2 separate regions of the Mus musculus genome follow, and region 2 is linked to region 1. A link is a loop called in an ENCODE intact Hi-C map of the cell type or tissue named here. Cell type or tissue: heart. All regions are shown on one strand. Each heading gives the region's core, and the rest is flanking DNA. Links, peaks and the distances in the headings are about the cores only. Region 1 has its middle 34 kb from the start of Iyd. Region 2 holds the start of A330032P22Rik (RIKEN cDNA A330032P22 gene).

Evidence for each region. Peaks named below come from ENCODE experiments on the same cell type or tissue, not always from the same donor. Only the 100,000 strongest peaks of a DNase experiment are listed, where the experiment ranks them.
Region 2: a loop joins it to region 1, with 2.7 times the contacts of the local background. A loop is called at or near these places in 3 of 42 quality-filtered maps.

The regions. Positions count from the first base shown.
Region 1 is chr10:3,569,397-3,578,918 of GRCm38, forward strand. No RefSeq gene overlaps it. Among named protein-coding and RNA genes, the nearest start is that of Iyd, 34 kb to the left of the region's middle. In heart, for the core only: CTCF peaks have their summits at 3,748 (motif pointing right) and 4,702; DNase peaks (open chromatin) are centred at 3,755 and 4,705.
Region 2 is chr10:3,712,488-3,722,009 of GRCm38, forward strand. A330032P22Rik (RIKEN cDNA A330032P22 gene) reads left to right here and starts at 5,671. Exons shown (of 4, transcript NR_169108.1): 1 at 5,671-5,700. Gm30164 (a long non-coding RNA gene) reads right to left here. Exons shown (of 3, transcript XR_003948984.1): 3 at 8,825-9,039. In heart, for the core only: CTCF peaks have their summits at 3,303 and 5,595; DNase peaks (open chromatin) are centred at 3,014, 3,174, 5,664 and 6,004; H3K27ac peaks cover 823 bases.

The DNA of each region.
Region 1 (9,522 bases), core at 631-8,630:
TGGGCTGGTGGTCCTGAGTTCTACAAGAGAGAAGGCTGAACAAGCCGTAGAGAGCAAGACATGGCCCCTGCATCAGCTCCTGCCTCCGTGTTCCTGCCCTGTTTGAATTCCTGTCCTAGCTTTTATTCAGTGATGAACAGTGATGTGGGAAGTGTAAACAGAATAAATCCTTTCCTCCCTAGCTTGGTGTTTCATCTCAGTAATAGAAACCCCAACTAAGTCAGGTGCTGCTATACTTCACAACCAGAGAAGGCATTAAGGCAAAGGTACAGAAGCTGTGTAACCATTAATGTCAACATATAGGTTGCAGCACATTAATACAGCAGCTGATTTTTTTTATCCTAGCTAGTTCTTCAAAAGTGAAAGCGCAGTAACTAGGCATTATAATAATTCGAATTCTCTAATCTGATCTGGCTACCTCCCAGCCTGATTCCCTAGCTACTAGCATTTTTGTATTGATCTGGATATACACACTGCAATCCACAGACCCAAAGAAGCCAAATAACAATAAGGGCTGAAGGCAGGATGTTTGAATCTCACTCAGAAGGGGAAATAAAATAGTCATCAGAGGTGGATGGATGGGGGGAACTGGGTGTAGGGAGAGCTGAGAAGAGAAGACCAGGAGAATGGTGCTGTGAGGGACTTGGGGAACATCTCTAAGACATATCAGAGAGACCTGGGATAGAGGAGGCTCCAGGAGTCTATGAGAATGACTCTAGCTGAGACTCAGGAGGGGGGATATGAAGCCTAAGTGGCCACCTCCTGTAGCCAGGCAGAACATCCAGTAGAAGGATAAGGACAGTAACCCCACTCACAAAATCTTTGATCCAAAATTTGTCCTGCCCACAAGAAGTGCAGGGAAAAAGATGGAGCAGAGATTGAGGGAATGGCCAACCAATGCCAGGCCCAACTTCAGATTCATCTCACCAGCAAGAACCAATCCTTGACACTATTAATGATACTCTGTGATGCTTGCAGACAGGAACCTAGTGTAACTGTCTGCTGACACTCTCCACCCTGCAGATGACTGAAACAAACGGAGACACCCACAGCCAAACGTTGGGCAGAGCTCCGAAAGTCTTGTGGAAGGGTTTTGGGAAGGACCGAGGAACCTGGAGGGGGTAGGAACTGCACAAGAAGAGCAACAGAACCAACTAACCTGGACCCTTGGGGCTCCTAGAGACTGGACAATCAGCCAAAAAAAAAAAAAACATACAAGGGCTTGTATAAATACCTTGGCTCCCGCACATATGTAACAGATGTACAGCTTGGTCTTCATGTGGGTCCCCAATAACTGGAGTGGGAACTGTCCCTGACTCTGTTGGCTGTCTGTGGCTCCCATTTCTCCAACTGGACTGCCATGCCTGGCTTCAGTGAGAGAGGATGTGCCTAGGCCTACAATGACTTGAGGTGCCAGGGTGAGGTGATACCTAGGGGACCTTGCCTTTCTCAGAGGTGAAGGGGATGGAGGGGTTGGGGAAAGGCCATAAAAAAGGGAGACTGGGAAGAGGGTGGAACTGCAGTTGGGATGTAAAATGAATAAATAAATAAAATATAACCAATGACTACTTTATACTATTAAGATGTTTTGTAAGTAGGCATTGGTGAAGATATGAAAATCTTAAGCCCATGATGGTTTGAATGAGGATGGCTCCCATAGGCCCATACATTTGAATGCTTTCAGTTACAACTGTTTAGGTGGATTAGGAGATGGGGCCTTGTTTGAGGAGGTGAGTCACGGGCTGGGCTTTGAGGTTTGAAAGTACTTCCACTCTTACCACTGCTGCCTTGTTGTGTTTTGAGATGTGAATTCTCAGCTATTCTGGCTACCATGTCTTTGCTCTACTATATGGACTCTAACCCTGTAAAAATAAGCTCAATTAAACACTTTTCTATATGTTACTTTGTTGTCTCATCAGAGCAATAGAAAAGAAACTAAGACAGGCCCTTTGTACATTCCTAGGAAGAATGCAAAATAGATGGAATAAATTACCTAAATAATGAGTGCTCTCGTGTGTGTGTGTGTGTGTGTGTGTGTGTGTGTGTGTGTGAAATTCTGGATCCTTATACACCAGCAAGTATTCTACCACTGGGCACCCTTCTCTCAACTCTAGAAACATAAAGTGGTACAGCCACTGTGGAAAATAACACACTTAAACATACAATTATCAAGCTATCCTATAATTTTTCTCCCAGTTATACACCTGAGAGAATTGAAACCATATTTATACTGAAGCTGTAGATCGATATTTATGGCTGGGTTATTCAAATTTAGTTAGAAAGTGGAGACAACCCCAGAGTCCGTCTACCAAGGAGCACACAGCTAAAGTTGGAACAGCCTTACCATGAGGAACTGTCAAGCCACTGGAAGAATAAAGAATTATAATGCAACCAGCCCATGAGGGAAGCCAGGCACTACAAATCAGTGCTGTTTGATTTCATTCATATGAAATGTCAGAATGGACAAGTCCATAGAGACAAAAAGTAGACTTGTGGTGACCGAGGTCTGCAGCAGGAAGGGGCTAACGGGAAGTGATGGCTATGGACATAAAACTTCTCCTGAGGCTGTAATAATATTCTAGAATTAATCAGAGCTGATAACCTCATGGACTTGTGACTATACTTTAAAAAATCATATTGCTGTGCACTTTAAGTCTGTGATTTTATTAGAAAAAAGTATCACCATGAATAACATGATGTGGAATACGCTAGCCTTAAGGGTTTGGGTGAAGCTAGGCTTTCTTCCCACCTCAATTATTTCACTATTGTTTATATTTATTATGCATTTAGTTACCACACCATTCTTTGCATTGACGTTTCTGTGGATCTTCTTAGAAGGAGCAGTTGTTTCAAAGCAACCTGTAAGATGCACTGTAACTCTGTCTTGGCTGGGGCTTGTTCTCTGGTTTTCCTTCTCTTGGCTTCTTTTTTACACTATCATGGTTGGCCCTGAGTTCCCCTCTCCTAACTGAGGATGGAGATGGCTGAGCAGGGACCTGCCCAGATCCAAGCAAAGGCCAAAGTATGAGATGGTTCCAACCAGTGCAAAAGAGAGGCAGAAGCATCACTAGGCATTCAGTTAGGAAGTTTAGTGCAGGGTGGTGGGAGAGCATTTGTCTCTGCTTTCTTCTTGTTTCTGTTTGTTAGTATACAGTTAGTTGGTTAGTATAGAGTTTATTCAGGGCATAGGGAGGGGAGTCAAGAGGGTAGTAGAGGTAGAGAAAGGCAGAGAGAGAGTAGAGAAGTAGAAGAGTAGAGGCTGGCCATGAGAATGTGGAGAGAAAGGGGGAAGGGAACGGAGAGAGAGGGGGAAAAGGAAAGCAAAAGGGCAAGAGGTGGTCTCTGCTTTCTTGAAGGATGGCCAGTGAGACGGGGAATTCTCCTGTGTGTCCTAGCACCTTCACCACATCCTGGCATCTATACTAAAAAGGGTCAAAATTCTCCTCAGCAAGCAACCTTGCGGAGGGCAGCGGCTGAGTCTACAGAGCCATCGGGTGTTTGGAGCACAGCCATGGTAGTCTTTGGGGCGTGGAGTAGACACTTGGTCATGATGAAGTCAGCAGTTTGAAATCTGGCATCCGTGTGGTGCTCATGAGCTCTTCCTCCATGCTTGGGCCAAGAAACTTGACAGTAGCCACAAATTCGCCACATGAGGGTGCAGAGGATTCGATCTCCTTTCATTATAGCAGGTGGGAAATACAAGGAAGGTGCTCTTCTAATCCAATTCCCATCTGAGGCAGCCATTGTGAAACCACTAGATGGCACAGTCTTGCCAGATGTGAGCCAGACCTTGGACAATGAGTCTTGCTAGATGACATCATCAGATACTTAAAGGAGCTTAGCTGACTGTTATCCACCCCCCACTCCTACCCCCACCAGAGGTTTCCTATGTGTTGGCAGTTTATACCCTCCAGATCGTGTAAATACAGATGTGTTGCAGTTAGTCATCAAAGTCAACTATTCCGTAACTGGAGCCAGGCTGAGAAGGGCCATGTCTCTTTGTTTTCTGTTCAAATATTTTCATGATTCCTCTGTCACACATTCTTTAGTCTTCCATATGGTTACATCAGCACCCAGGGCCTCCTTTCTTCTGTACACATAGAGATACATAGGAAAAATCACTCATCTTTAATATACAGGAAATTCTTGTACAGCAAATAAAATTTCCATCTCTTATGAGGATGTCATTCATGTCTTTTGCAATGCCTTCTCCAGCTTTGAGGAAGATCCCAGAAAAAGAAAATATCCAAAGACCTAAAGGAAACAACTACTTGTTTTAATGTTTTTATTTATTATGTTTTAATATTTGTTTATTTATGAAGATACACATGCAGAGGTCAGAGGAGAACCTTTGGTTTTCTTCTTTTTTTTCCCACCATGTGGGATCCAGGGATCGAACTCCTGGCAGCAGGCCACTGAGACATCCAGAAAGCCCTTAATTATTCTATTTATCCATCTTTGAAAATTTTTTCTCCCCAAAAGTAAAAGTTTTATTTGTAGTCAGGGGCTGTACCCACAGGACCAAGCAGCTTAGTGAGACTATGCCCATGGTCATTTAACATAGGCCACCTCCCAGTGCATCTGTGGTATCCACCAGCATCCACCCCAGGGAAGAAGTGTGGTAGGGCTTCATGACAGACAAGTTCAGCTTCAACAAAGGAAAGAGAATAGATTTACTTAGCCCGAGGTCACTGCATATGACCAGCAGGGGGCCTGTCCTGAGACCGTGAGAACTTGTAAGAGGTTCTGACTTCTGGTGAAAGCTGAAAAATTGGGGCACTGGGTCCCTGCTGTTACCCCCAGAAATATTGGCCTTTGAGACCTCATGAGGCAAAGCATGAGGAAATCCCACGGAGGGCTGGGGAGATGGCTCAGTTGCTACAGTACTTGATGAGGCACACTGGCCAGTTAGTGTAGCCCATTAGGCTACACACATCCAGGACCCAGTGAGAGAAATTCTTTCAAAAAACAAGATGGCGGAGACATATCTGAGGTTGACCTTTGACCTTGACAGACAGCTTGCATACATAAATGCACACAGGCAAACATCACACACACACACACACACACACACACACACACACACACACACACACACTTTCTCCCAAGCCTCTTGAGGTGGTACCAGCCCCCCAGAGTAGACAATGGCGAAGACAAGACAGCAAATTCAAGGTGCCAGGTGACTGGGCTGAATAGACCCCATTGTTGAGTTCTCCTCCACTCTCTGTGGCACCATGTTTGCTCAGAGAAAGAACAAAAAGAATGGAGTCCAATTACAAAGCAAGGGTGTGAGCTAGGTTGGGGTTTTTTTTGGGGGGGGAGTTGGTTTTTTTTTTGTTTTTGTTTTTTAATGGTGTTTGAGAAACAGCCTTCGATTGTGTCAACAGGATTGTAGGAGCTATTTATGGCTGTATTACTGCAGTCTCTGGAGATGACCTTTAATTCTAGAACTATACGGTTAAAGAGTTTATTTTTAACCGGCCCATTCTCTGTGACATAAAAAGAATCTTGTGGCACTTGGATAGCTGTTCTGTGGTAGGACATCTTTAGTTTTTGAATATGTGGGATCAATATCTATATGTGATTACAACATTCTTATAACCTTTATTCGCCTTTTGTTTTTAAGCCCTACCTTCCTCCTGACAGTTCTTTTGACCCAGATGCTATGAAATATGCTGTCAAGGCACATTTACTTTACAAATTGCACATCCTATAAGAAAACACAAATATTGAGGAAAGCAGACATAAGCTCAGTTTTGTAATGCTTAAATTAAATCTCAGGATGGTAGGGACTTACCAGATTTGCTCTTGACATTGGCTATCTAAAGTAATGATGGATAACAGTCGCAATACTTCGGATATTTCAGAGATTGGCACAGGGGCAGTGTACATACCACATCCAGCACAGTGCAAGGTGGGTCCCTTCAGAGACAGAGAGGGAGCTATGCTGTGTGCACTCAGTCAGACATCCAGGCTCTTAAATCTGGTTACTGTACACTGTAGTCTTCACCCTTCCTAATGCTAGGACACTTTAATATGGTTTCTCGTGTAATGGTGACTCTCCACCACAAAATTACTTCACAGCTACTTCATAACTGTCATTTTGCTACTGCTATGAATCATAATGTAAATATCTGATGCACAGGATATCTGAGATTCGACTCCTATGAAAGAGTCTTTTGGCCTGTAGGTTGGGAACCACTGCTACAGTCTTCTCTTACCTTGGCTTTCTCTACCAATGCTTGGCTTCCAAAAACAGGTTGAAAAGGTACAAATGTGGGTGGCAGGTGGACCATATGGAGGATTTATAGTCCACTTAACTGCTGCACAAAACAAGAGATACACTGTTTCTGCTTTTATTCCATTGGTGAAAACTAGACCCTGAGAACCATCTCAGGGAGAAAAGAGGCTGAGTATCAGTATCAAATGTTCTGGCCTCTACAACACACCAGAGAAACATGAAGTTCAATATGTTATAGCTTAAGTTAAGAAATGCCCTGTTCTGCTCTTTGACGCAGTCCTTAACAGATCCTGTCTGTTCACATCATACCCAGACAGGACTCAGAACATGCTAGCCTAAGAAACAAATTCCCCTCTCCACATGAGGCTTTGACCAAGGAAATCTTGGCTTTTTTCAAATTCCTCCTTATGAAGAAAAATAGCTGTAGGTCCATGTTTCTCAACCTGGGGATCACAACGCTTGGCAGGGAGGTGGTTGAACGACCCTTTCACAGGGTTTGCCCAAGGCCATCGGAAAACACAGATATTTACATTATGATTCATGATAGTAGCAAAATTACACTAATGAAGAGTAGCAATGAAAATAATTTTATCGTTGAGGGGTCACCACAACATGAAGAGCTGTATTAACGGGCTGTGGCATTAAGAAAGTTAAGATGCAACACTCTAGGTTATTCGTTGCTGTGGTAGCTACCTTAAATGGTCAACTGCCTAAGTCTTTTGTTAATGTGGCCACCTATGATTCCTGTCTCCCAACATTCACTCTGTATGTCTCCTTCTGGGGAGAAGAAGGCTGACTGTGTATCCATGAAGATACTTTGAAACTGGTGGAGAATAGGTCAAAGACATCTTTGTGACTCCTTTGCTCTTTCTTAGCTGAGTTGCTTTTGAGGGAAACCAGCTGTTTTACTGTGAAAATGCCTGAGGATCCTACAGAGAGAAAGGTCCATGTGTCAGGGAATGCAGTATCTTTCCAAGAGCCAGGGTCATCACGCCATTTTGGCATCATCCCCTAGTGCCAGTCAGAGCTGTAGATGGCTACCGCCCTCAATGATCCTACAATGTCCCATGAGACTCCCATACAAAAACTGCTTGGTCAGGACTATCTAAATTCTTGATCCACAAAAATAGTGAGAGATAATAAAAGACTATTGTTTGCTTAAGCCACTAAGTTCTGGAGCAATTTATTTTATGGTAATTTATTTATTTTTTTTCCATTTTTTATTAGGTATTTAGCTCATTTATATTTCCAATGCTATACCAAAAGTCCCCCATACCCACCCACCCCCACTCCCCTACACACCCACTCCCCCTTTTTGGCCCTGGCTTTCCCCTGTACTGGGGCATACAAAGTTTACGTGTCCAATGGGCCTCTCTTTCCAGTGATGGCCGATTAGGCCATCTTTTGATACATATGCAGCTAGAGTCAAGAGCTGCGGGGTACTGGTTAGTTCATAATGTTGTTCCACCTATAGGGTTGCAGATCCCTTTAGCTCCTTGGGTTCTTTCTTTAGCTCCTCCATTGGGAGCCCTGTGATCCATCCATTAGCTGACTGTGAGCATCCACTTCTGTGTTTGCTAGGCCCCGGCATAGTCTCAGAAGAGATAGCTACATCTGGGTCCTTTCAATAAAATCTTGCTAGGGTATGCAATGGTGTCAGCGTTTGGATGCTGATTATGGGGTGGATCCCTGGATATGGCAGCCTCTACATGGTCCATCCTTTCATCTCAGCTCCAAACTTTGTCTCTGTAACTCCTTCCATGGGTATTTTGTTCCCAATTCTAAGGAGGGGCATAGTGTCCACACTTCAGTCTTCATTCTTCTTGAGTTTCATGTGTTTAGCAAATTGTACCTTATATCTTGGGAATCCTAGGTTTGGGGCTAATATCCACTTATCAGTGAGTACATATTGTGTGAGTTCCTTTGTGAATGTGTTACCTCACTCAGGATGATGCCCTCCAGGTCCATCCATTTGGCTAGGAATTTCATAAATTCATTCTTTTTAATAGCTGAGTAGTACTCCATTGTGTAGATGTACCACATTTTCTGTATCCATTCCTCTGTTGAGGGGCATCTGGGTTCTTTCCAGCTTCTGGCTATTATAAATAAGGCTGCTATGAACATAGTGGAGCATGTGTCCTTCTTACCAGTTGGGGCATCTTCTGGATAAATGGCCAGGAGAGGTATTGCTGGATCCTCCGGTAGTACTATGTCCAATTTTCTGAGGAACCGCCAGACTGATTTCCAGAGTGGTTGTACAAGCCTGCAATCCCACCAACAATGGAGGAGTGTTCCTCTTTCTCCACATCCACGCCCAGCATCTGCTGTCACCTGAATTTTTGATCTTAGCCATTCTGACTGGTGTGAGGTGGAATCTCAGGGTTGTTTTGATTTGCATTTCCCTGATGATTAAGGATGTTGAACATTTTTTCAGGTGCTTCTCTGCCATTCGGTATTCCTCAGGTGAGAATTCTTTGTTCAGTTCTGAGCCCCATTTTTAATGGGGTTATTTGATTTTCTGAAGTCCACCTTCTTGAGTTCTTTATATATGTTGGATATTAGCCCCCTATCTGATTTAGGATAGGTAAAGATCCTTTCCCAATCTGTTGGTGGTCTTTTTGTCTTATTGACAGTGTCTTTTGCCTTGCAGAAACTTTGGAGTTTCATTAGGTCCCATTTGTCAATTCTCGATCTTACAGCACATGCCATTGCTGTTCTGTTCAGGAATTTTTCCCCTGTGCCCATATCTTCAAGGCTTTTCCCTACTTTCTCCTCTATAAGTTTCAGTGTCTCTGGTTTTATGTGAAGTTCTTTGATCCACTTAGATTTGACCTTAGTACAAGGAGATAAGTATGGATCGATTCGCATTCTTCTACATGATAACAACCAGTTGTACCAGCACCAATTGTTGAAAATGCTGTCTTTCTTCCACTGGATGGTTTTAGCTCCCTTGCCGAAGATCAAGTGACCATAGGTGTGTGGGTTCATTTCTGGGTCTTCAATTCTATTCCATTGGTCTACTTGTCTGTTTCTATACCAGTACCATGCAGTTTTTATCACAATTGCTCTGTAGTAAAGCTTTAGGTCAGGCATGGTGATTCCACCAGAGGTTCTTTTATCCTTGAGAAGACTTTTTGCTATCCTAGGTTTTTTGTTATTCCAGATGAATTTGCAAATTGCTCCTTCTAATTCGTTGAAGAATTGAGTTGGAATTTTGATGGGGATTGCATTGAATCTGTAGATTGCTTTTGACAAGATAGCCATTTTTACAATGTTGATCC
Region 2 (9,522 bases), core at 1,120-9,119, 140 kb after region 1:
AAACATGTGCAGAAGTCAGAGGATAACTTGTTGGAGTGCGTTCTAGAATGTGAGGGCTAGGAATCAAACTCAGTCTATCTGGCTTGGCTGTAATGAGTAAACCAACTACAGCCAGATAACAATGCAAAGTCTAGGGTGACTCACTGGTGACTGGAGGAAGCAAACCTCATACCCCAACCCCAGCCTCGGGGACTTGTGTGTTTCCTTGTCACTTTCTTCAGATAAACAATGAACTTGGTGAAATCTGTGCTTTCTTGCTGTCTGCAAAATAGATGTGAATTTCTTCTCCATTAAAAACAAACACATTTATTTCATGTGATGAGGGGACAAGTACACAATGCCACAGTACATGTGCACAAGGATAACTTGTAGGAGTGGGATGTACCATGTGAGGGCTAGAGATCAAACTCAAGTCATTTGGCTTGGCTGCAAGCATCTTTACCTGCTAAGCCTTGGAGCCTTGCTTCCTTAGTCTGTCCTCATTCAAGGCAGAATTCCTTTGCTCTAGTTGCAAGCTGTTTACCCTGGTATAGTTCCTGGAAAGGTTAACCAATTCCCTCATTGTAGGTTTATATTTTTCAAAACCTGCCTTAATAATTGTACTTAAATGCTTTAAACCTCCCTTTTAGCCCACCACCCACCAAAGGTAGTGGGGGGAATAAAAGGTTAACAGGGCAAAGAAGGATGTGGACTTGTTTAGAAATAGTCCTTTGGAGCGATTCCAATTGGCATTGTCAGGATACCAGCAGTTCAGTTCACAAGAATCAGTAATCAGCGGTGGTAACTCAATTCACACAAAAACACGAGTCCCAAATCAGCAATGGCATTCTGATCCAGCAGAAACCGTGAGGCTCTGCCAATTGACCCAAGTTGTGGCAAGAAGCTGCCAGAACACCACCAGAAGTTCTCTGGTGTTTTTTCTCTATATGAAGTCATGACAAATGATGACCAGCAAAGAGTGGCAAGGTGAACCAATACCACAAGTCATCGTCTTGGTCTTCGTCGTCGTCCACTCTCGGTTTGGGTTATATTTATACCCTTTCCAAACGTTTCATATTCTCTCAAGTTTCTGCTCTAGCAAAATGTCACATGCTCTTTTTCCAGGCTACTTTCCGAAAAACACTACATGTATATTCTTAGCAAAATACCCCCTCCTAAGACAGTTTCCAGAAAAACATCATATGGCACAATTGAGTCTCCAAAGAAACCAGAAATTTCCACTTCAACTCACGTATGATGAGTGTATATGATATGTACTTCAGGGAATATATCCATGCAGCTCATCCCCCAGCTTCAGCTTCATAATCCGAGACCCTGAAAGAAGCCACAGTGATTTCCTACAAGTATGAGAAAGTAGCTCAGCCTGGAAGGTGTACACCAGTAACCCAGCATCAGGAGGCAGATGCAGGGGAATTGCTCAAGGGTCCATGAAGGCCTGATCTACACAGAAATTCTGTCTCAAAATTTTAAAGAAAGAAACAAAAGAAAACAAGAGAGTGAAGGAAGGAGAGAGGGAGTATTTCTAATTCAAAATGAAATGCTCCAAAATCCAAAATTATTTGACTATCAATGTGACACCACAGGGAAAAATTCCATACCATGAAATTTTACATTATTCACAAATGTACTAAAATATTAAATAGAACTACCAAGGCTCAGTGGTTAAGAGCACTTGCTTGTCTTGTGGAGGACCATAACTCTCTCTCTCCAGCATCTGCATGGTGGCTCACAACCATTTGTAACTCTATTTCCAGGGGATCCAATGCTCTGTTTTTGCCAGTGCAGGGTGTGCATGTGGTGTACATATGTATATGCAGGTAAAACCCTCATGTACATAATTTTTTTAAACTAACATTGAAGTATGTGAGTATAAAGTATACATGAGACCCAGGTAAATTTCACCTTGAGACTGGGGTCCATCCTCAAGGCAATCTGTGATGTATTTTCAAATATTCAAGAAGTCTAAGGATCACACAACAAACAAGAGACCTGCAGTCTGAAACATTTCTGGTTTTCTGGGCTAATTGGTAAAAGATACCAAAGGTAAACAGAGAGGGAAACTACCATTGTGTGTTGTTCCAAGAGAAGCAGAGAAGTAGATATTTTCTTGATTTACATTTCATTTCCCAAACCCCCCTATGCCCTACCCCCTACCCCTGCTCACCAACCCACCCACTCCAGCTTCCCTGTCCTGGCATTCCCCTACCCTGGGACATCAAGCCTTCTCAGGACCAAAGGCCTCTCCTCCCATTGGTGTCCAACAAGGCCATCCTCTGCTACATATGCAGCTGGAGGCATGGGTCCCTCCACGTGTACTCTTTGGTTGGTCGTTTAGTCCCTGGGAGCTCTGGGGGTACTGGTTGGTTCATATTGTTGTTCCTCCTATGGGGCTGCATGCTCCTTCAGCTTCTTCGGTCCTTTCTCTAGTTCCTCCATTGGTTGTGCTCAGACCAATGGTTGGCTGAGATCATCCACCTCTGTATTTGACAGGCACTGGCAGAACCTCTCAGGAGACAGCTATATCAGGCTCCTGTCAGCAAGCACTTATTGGTATCCACAATAGTGTCTGGGTTTGGTGACTGTATATCAGATGGATCCCCAGGTGAGGCGGTCTCTGGATGTCCTTTCCTTCAGTCTCTGTTCCACACTTTGTCTCTATATCACCTCCCTGTCTATATCCCCTCCCATGGATTTTTGTTCCCCTTTCTAAGAAGAACCTAAGTAGCCATACTTTGGTCTTTGTTCTTCTTGAGAGAAGCAGAGAAGTAAATGTGAAGGAAAGAGATTTGAGTAGTGGAGGTGCACATGTAACAAGCAGGAAGTGGGAAAACCAAAAAGGCATGGAGATTTCTTACCCTCCCACAGTACACACTGTTCTTCTGTTAGTCAAGCCCTTTCCTTGGGAAAATAACCTGGAGACTGTCCATGGTTGGTTTCAGATGACCTGGATCTCCATGTGCCCATTCAGAGTCCTGGGTGGCTGTGTGGGAACGGGGAGAGCTGAGCTATTGAGGGATGTCTATCTGCCATGTGAAGGGTCTGCTCTGCCAGGGCCCATGATAGTCAGCATTTTCCAGCAAGCCCTGCTCACATTGTTCTGACACAACCTGTGCTCCACCAGACAGAGCACTGACCCCTAACTAGCATGGGTCATATGTCCTCTCCCAGTGTCATCAGAGATCATTCTGGGTTGTGCACTGACCCAGGACAGAGGCCAACAAGCAGTGGTGTCCCCAGCAGGAGTGGGACAGTGCAGCAGACCCAGAAGAAAGCAAAAGCTGTGACAGAGCGTGCTCTCCAGCAGGAGTTGGCTTTGGCACAGCATCCCAGGAGATTCAGCTCATGCAAAAAGAGGGGTGCTGCTGGTTGCTGTAGCTGTACTGACAGTTGGCCAGCTGCTATGCTGGCTTCGTTCCTGCATATCCAATGCCAGTCATCTTTTGCCTTCACCTCCAGCTCACCTTCTCTGGTTCTAAAGCCCTCTACCTTCACTTCCTCCAATGTAAGGCAGTATAACTAGGAACCAGACATAAATTCTATAACAACAGAGTTCACAAAGGGAGCCAGATGACCCTTATACTCCAACTTTCCCATCTGCAGAATGGGTAAGAGACTATGCTTAACTCGTCACTGAGGATCCCCTTAAAATCACTGGGATACAGGTGCTGCTGATGATACAAGTGTTAGTGCCCTGCACCCTCCCAGTCTGCTCAGTTCATATTGTCCTTGTCTTTTCTTACCAGTTCCTCAACAAATTGTTTCCGATAGTAGCAAATGATGGTGTAAATGTGAAATTAGACCAAATAGAAAATGGTCAAAATCGCTGAAAATCGACTTTGAGCTTATGAATAACAACTAAAAGAAAGATGTTATTCTTGTTAAAAATTCCAAGATGTTATAGAACTCACTGAAAATTGGTGAGAAATGGGTCACATTAATGGCTTTTCAAATTCTCCTCCATGGGGTGCAGAAAATGAGTTTGTTCCATATATCTCGGCATCAAGTCTGGGATTTACAAATAGGGAGTATTGAGTCACTCTGTGGGGTAGTTCCAAGTGCCTGGAGGAATGGCTTGGGGCTAGCCTGATGCCTTCTACTCCTAAACTTCCATCTATCCAATTAGTAGTATCTACAGGGTATCAGTTAAGTAAATAGAGCATTCCAAACTATTGCTGATTTAACTCATTTCTCAGTAACTTCCAATAAAATGAGTCAGAGTGTATACATCTGGCATATAACAGGATCATTCAACTCACACACACATACACAGACACACACACACACACCATATAAAGAAGAAAGAACAGGGAAGAAGGGCTGGTACAACTCAAATCTGCAGCTGGCCTCAAAGAGCTCCTGAGGGTTAAGAGAACATGCCTGCTCCAGAGCCAGTGTCTGTCTGGTGTGGAGATCCCTAGCAAGACCCCTTGAAAAACACCTCATCCTGACCTATTAGTCAGACAGCAGAGGGGTTTGTTTGTTTGTTTGTTTGTTTGTTTCATCTAGTTGTGATGGCTCTTCTTGGTTGTCCAATTGACTACATCTGGACTAACTAAAACCCGAATGGCTGGACATACTTGTGACAAAGTATTTTTCTTAATTAAATTATTTGAAGTAGAAAGACCCACTTCTAATCTGGACCTTTGAGAGGGAAGATCCTTCTTTAGTCTGGGCCACACCTTCTGCTGGCAGTGTATTTAAAAGACATGGAAGAAGGAAGTTTGCTCTCTGTATGCTTGCTCTAGTTCTTGCTAACAAGACTATTTATTGTCATTAGAGCCTACTTCTTCAGGATTCTGGCATAGACTAAAAACCAATTGGGATATCCAGCTTCCTGGACTGAACGACTACTGGGTTCTTGGACCTTCAGCTGGTAGACAGCATTGTTGAACTAGTTGGACCACAGCCTGTAAGCCACTCTAATAAATGCCTTAGATAGATAGATGATAAATAGATTTGTGGTAGATAATAAGTATATGAATGATAGATAATGGATGATAAAAAATACATAATAAATATATGAATGATAGCTAATAGATGAATGAGAGGTAGATACATACATACATACATACATACATACATACATACATACAAAGTCATTCTTTAAGTTCTATTTCTCTAGAGAACCTGGACTAACACATTAATAAAAATGTGGGATTTCTTCAATCTTGCATCATATGCTAATTAAAGCTCTTTGCCTTTAAGGACCCCATAGCTGCTCTCTGAGGAGATCCAGTTGCTTCCCTGCTTCTTAGATAGGAAGATGAAACTGGAGTCCAGAACCTTTAAGTTAGCAGCTCAGGGATCTCAACCTGTAGAAGAGGGAATCCAGGATTCCAGCCCAGGTCCCTGGACTGTAGGCTCCACTCTCAGACAGATGCTGCCCCCACTCCTTGCTGGAGACCAAAGGAGGATTTTCGTTCTCTTGAGACCCTGACAAAGCCAGGAGTAGATCGTTGTTACTATAGTCTCTCGCTGAAGAGTACCACCCCTTTCCTTCCCACACTGAAGATCAAAGAGACTTTCCTGAAAGCCTACAGCAAAGAGCTACTCAGGGAAGGCTGACTCTCCACTCCGCTCTGCCTGGTGGGGAGCCAATCTCTAGGGCCACCACAGGAAAATCTAACAGGATGCCAAGGCTCTGTGTCCAGAGCCAAGCCCTTCCCATCTGTGTCACATGGGATGAGGACTTTGAGCACGGTGAGTTTACAATCGCTTCTCTTCAGATCCACTTGATCATACCTAAACGTGGGAAGGGAACTGGCCAGACAACAGTGACAGCTGGCCAAGAACATGGAGGGAGGCTAAACGCTGGTTCTGATATCAGAGCTGTGCCTTGAAGGACATGCAGGATCGCAGTAGGCAGAAGAACAGACATGCTGTGCTTTGGGGAGGTACGGAACCCTCAGGAAATTGGAGGGCAGTTCCTTCCGCTGGTGCTTGAAGGGTGCTGGTCACCTCGGACTGCGCTGAATGGGTTTGGGAAGCAGGAAGGCCTGAGAGCAGGGAAGAGGGGTTGCCAGCTTCCTTCCGTTTCTCTCCCCGACTCCTCTTCCTGTGGTTCTGAGAATCAGCTCCTCCTTCGAAGTGGATGGAGGGACTTTCCTAGCCTCCTATCTGGACTGAAGCTAGACAGACTGGAGCCTGCAACAATGGCTTTCAATCGAGAGCCAGAACTCGGACTTAGGGGCAGCATTCTCCATAGAGGAGGAAGGGACTGTATTGTTACCTATTTGTGGAAGGCCTCCACACAGAGCATAATGCTTCTAATTATAACCAGCTTCAGCAGGCTGCTTTCTCTTGTTACTGATATAAAACTCTGTTCAGGACACATATATGCATACATGTGTCGTACAAAATCTGAATTATTCAGCTGTACTCCTTGTTGGGGGTGAGAATAACTGGAGGGCCTATAGAGCAGTGTCTTGAAATAAGTCAGAGATTACAAACTCTTCTCTACGTAAAATGTGAACATGATATAAAGAAGGCTGAAGCCCCCTTGATGATATATTTATGTTGCAGGTGTGTTTCCCCACTCATCCCCCTCCCTTCTCCATTGAGTCAACTATTATTAGTATCGTGCTATATGTAATTCCAGAATTCTTTACTATATCTTTATGTAGCTGAACATATGTATCTGTGTCATATGTTCTTATGGACTTGGAGGATGAAGCATGCCTTCTCATAATATAGGAGACAGAAAGTTCATTCCGATACAATGTCCTGTCGTCCTCACTAAAGATAAGCCTTCATTCTTGGTAAACTAACTACTAGTTCTACTTCTTAAAGAGGCATGACTAGTTGAACCTGAGATGCCCTCATCTGAGTGTGAGCTAAAGGGATGCTGCTTTCCCCTGATAATTTGTCTTCTTTTTTAAAAAATTTCAATAAAATGGCATATTGGTGATTGTCAAATATTAAAGAAATTCTTTTGCCTTTGTTGTAAAGAACAAAGATAAATTTCCTTGGGATCTGGATTTATGGAGATGGTAAAAGTCCTCATAAATGGGTTCCAGGTGATAGACCCAACTGGCTGTCAGGCCACCCTTGGGTTACTACATGGATATTAGCATAACTCAGAAATATTGGCAGAACAGGTATGCTGATGTTTTTCTTCTACCATGTCTTTGGAAGGATTTCCACTGAAGTTACAATGCCCAGGATAACTTAGGAACAGGGAAACACTGCAAATCCCAACCTTCCTCCAAGATTTCTTTCTGAGTGATCACAATCTTCAGGATCAGTTTCTTCCATGACCTTGCTAGTACAGTGAGGAGGCAGCCCATCCCTGCATGGAACCAAGCCTCATGTCTCATCAGCAAGTGGGTCGCATGTTGTGATATTCTAACAACATGCAAAAGGTACCTGGCTCTGGATGTGAGACAGTCCTTGGCTTCCCAAGACCTACTTCTCCATCTAAGGAAGACGGAAGCTGTCTTCAGGTTAGAGACTCTAGGCTGTGATGTCACAGATCAATATCAAGAAATTCTGTTGTAAAAGAAAGAACACATACATGAGATAAAATTGTGTCCCCATTATTCCACTTTTGCAAATGACAAGACACCAATGTCACTTAACTCCTGCTTCTCTTTAAAACCCATACTAAAATATTGAAGATACATGTGGAATATTTATCTCTAGGCGATGAAAACCCTGAAGATCTAAGAGAATATAAGTTTAATTGTTACATTAGTCATGCCAGAAAATGACAGTCACAGGCAGCAGCACCCCAGAGTGTCTCACAGGTGTGATGGCAGAGCTCTGTTAATTCCCACAGCAGGGAGCAGAGACTCTGGGAGCCTCACCCTGCAGCTCTGCAGTTCTTTCTAGACAGTGCAACTAGAGACCTCACCCTTTGCCCAGGCTCCTCTCCACATCACCCCATCCCTGGCTAAAGGGAAGAATCAGAGGCCTGTTCCCAAAAGCTTACCCTAAGTGGCTTCTGACAGCCCCTCTGAAGTGTCAGAAGCCAGTGGTGACAGGGCTATGGAGTCACACCCTGTCAGAAGCTGGACCCCAACCAAGCCTAACCAAAGGGTCTCTGTGCATGCCTTGTTTGTCTGACGGAGTTTTCCTTTTCCAAAGAAAAGGCCTTTCAGTTTCTTTGGTTTTGAAAGCCCAGGGAGGTTGCAACACGCTACTGCATAGCACATAGGGGATCATTGGTTCAGTGTTGAGATGAGTGTTCCACTGGACCATTTACACAGCCTCTCTAGTACTCTTGTGTTTTTACCCAGAAGACTCAGGTCGTGTGAGGCTGATGCTGACAAGTTATGTCATTTGCATAGTATGTGTGGCCCTAAGTGAAATCACACAAGCAAAGCTCTCAGTAATACAGAAATCTCAATAGCAGCCATTAAGTGGTCTTTCTCACCACTCAGATTCTATTGCGTCCCATAATATTTGAATACTTGTAGGCCTTCTATGCATTTTTCAACTTCAATACAGGTTATTTTTGTTTGCTTGTGCATGTGCGTGTGCGTGTGCGTGTGTGTGTGTGCATGCAAGGTTCCTGAGGAGGCCAGGAGGGTGTAATGGGTCCCCCTGGTGTTGTTGTAAGCTGGACCGACCTACATGAACTGGGTACTCTTGGAAGGCAGGCTGGGGCTGAAAGAGACTAGACCTCGAGAGAAAATAATGAGGCCAAGACAAGTTTTCTCTGATCAAGGCCTGTGAGTTTACTAAGAGACTGCTTATAAAGGGGGAAGGCCCACCCTCTCCCTCCCCACCCCCCACACCCCCAGTCCATCCTTGGTGCTTTGTCACCATGCTGTCAGGACTTGGTCGCCAGGCTGTTGCTTATTCAGGAAGACAGGTTCAGCCTCTCAGCAGGTAGCAGCATCTCAGAGAAGAGCAGGGCAGTTGTCACTTCAAAAGGAAGCCAGCCAAGTAGGAAAGCTGCACGGCAGGTGGCCCCACCTCAGTGGCGACAAGGTCTGCACCAGCCTGCTTCAGGCTGGGGAGGCTACACCCTGGAGCTTGAGTAGCAGGTGTTTGTGAGCTGCTTGGTGTAAGTACTGAAGAGCAAGTTTGGGTCCTCTGCAAGAACAGGAAACACACTAAGCTGCTGAGACTTAATGTACCTGACAGCAGCTTGTTAGACCACGCATGTGTCCAACATCTGGATACTGAATAGTACTCAGTTTCATAGAATAACAATATATGTTACTTTAAGACAGTGGTTCTCAACCTTCCCAAGGCTGCGGAATATACTTTAATATGCTTTCTCATGGCAACCCCCAATCATAAAATTATTTTGTTGCTAACTTCATCATTGTAATTGTGCTACTGTTATGAATCAAAATCTAATATCTGATCTTTGAGATAGCTGATTTGTGACCTCCCACCCCCAAAGGGTTGGCAGCTCACAAGTTGAAAACTACTGCTCTAGGGGAAAGCAATATTCAATGAAATGCTTTCAGATAAACAGCATGCGTATTATTTAAATGGCCTACCCTCGTCACATTTTTAACATTACAATAAGAATAAATATGCTAAGAGATGAACCTGGGATATTACAAA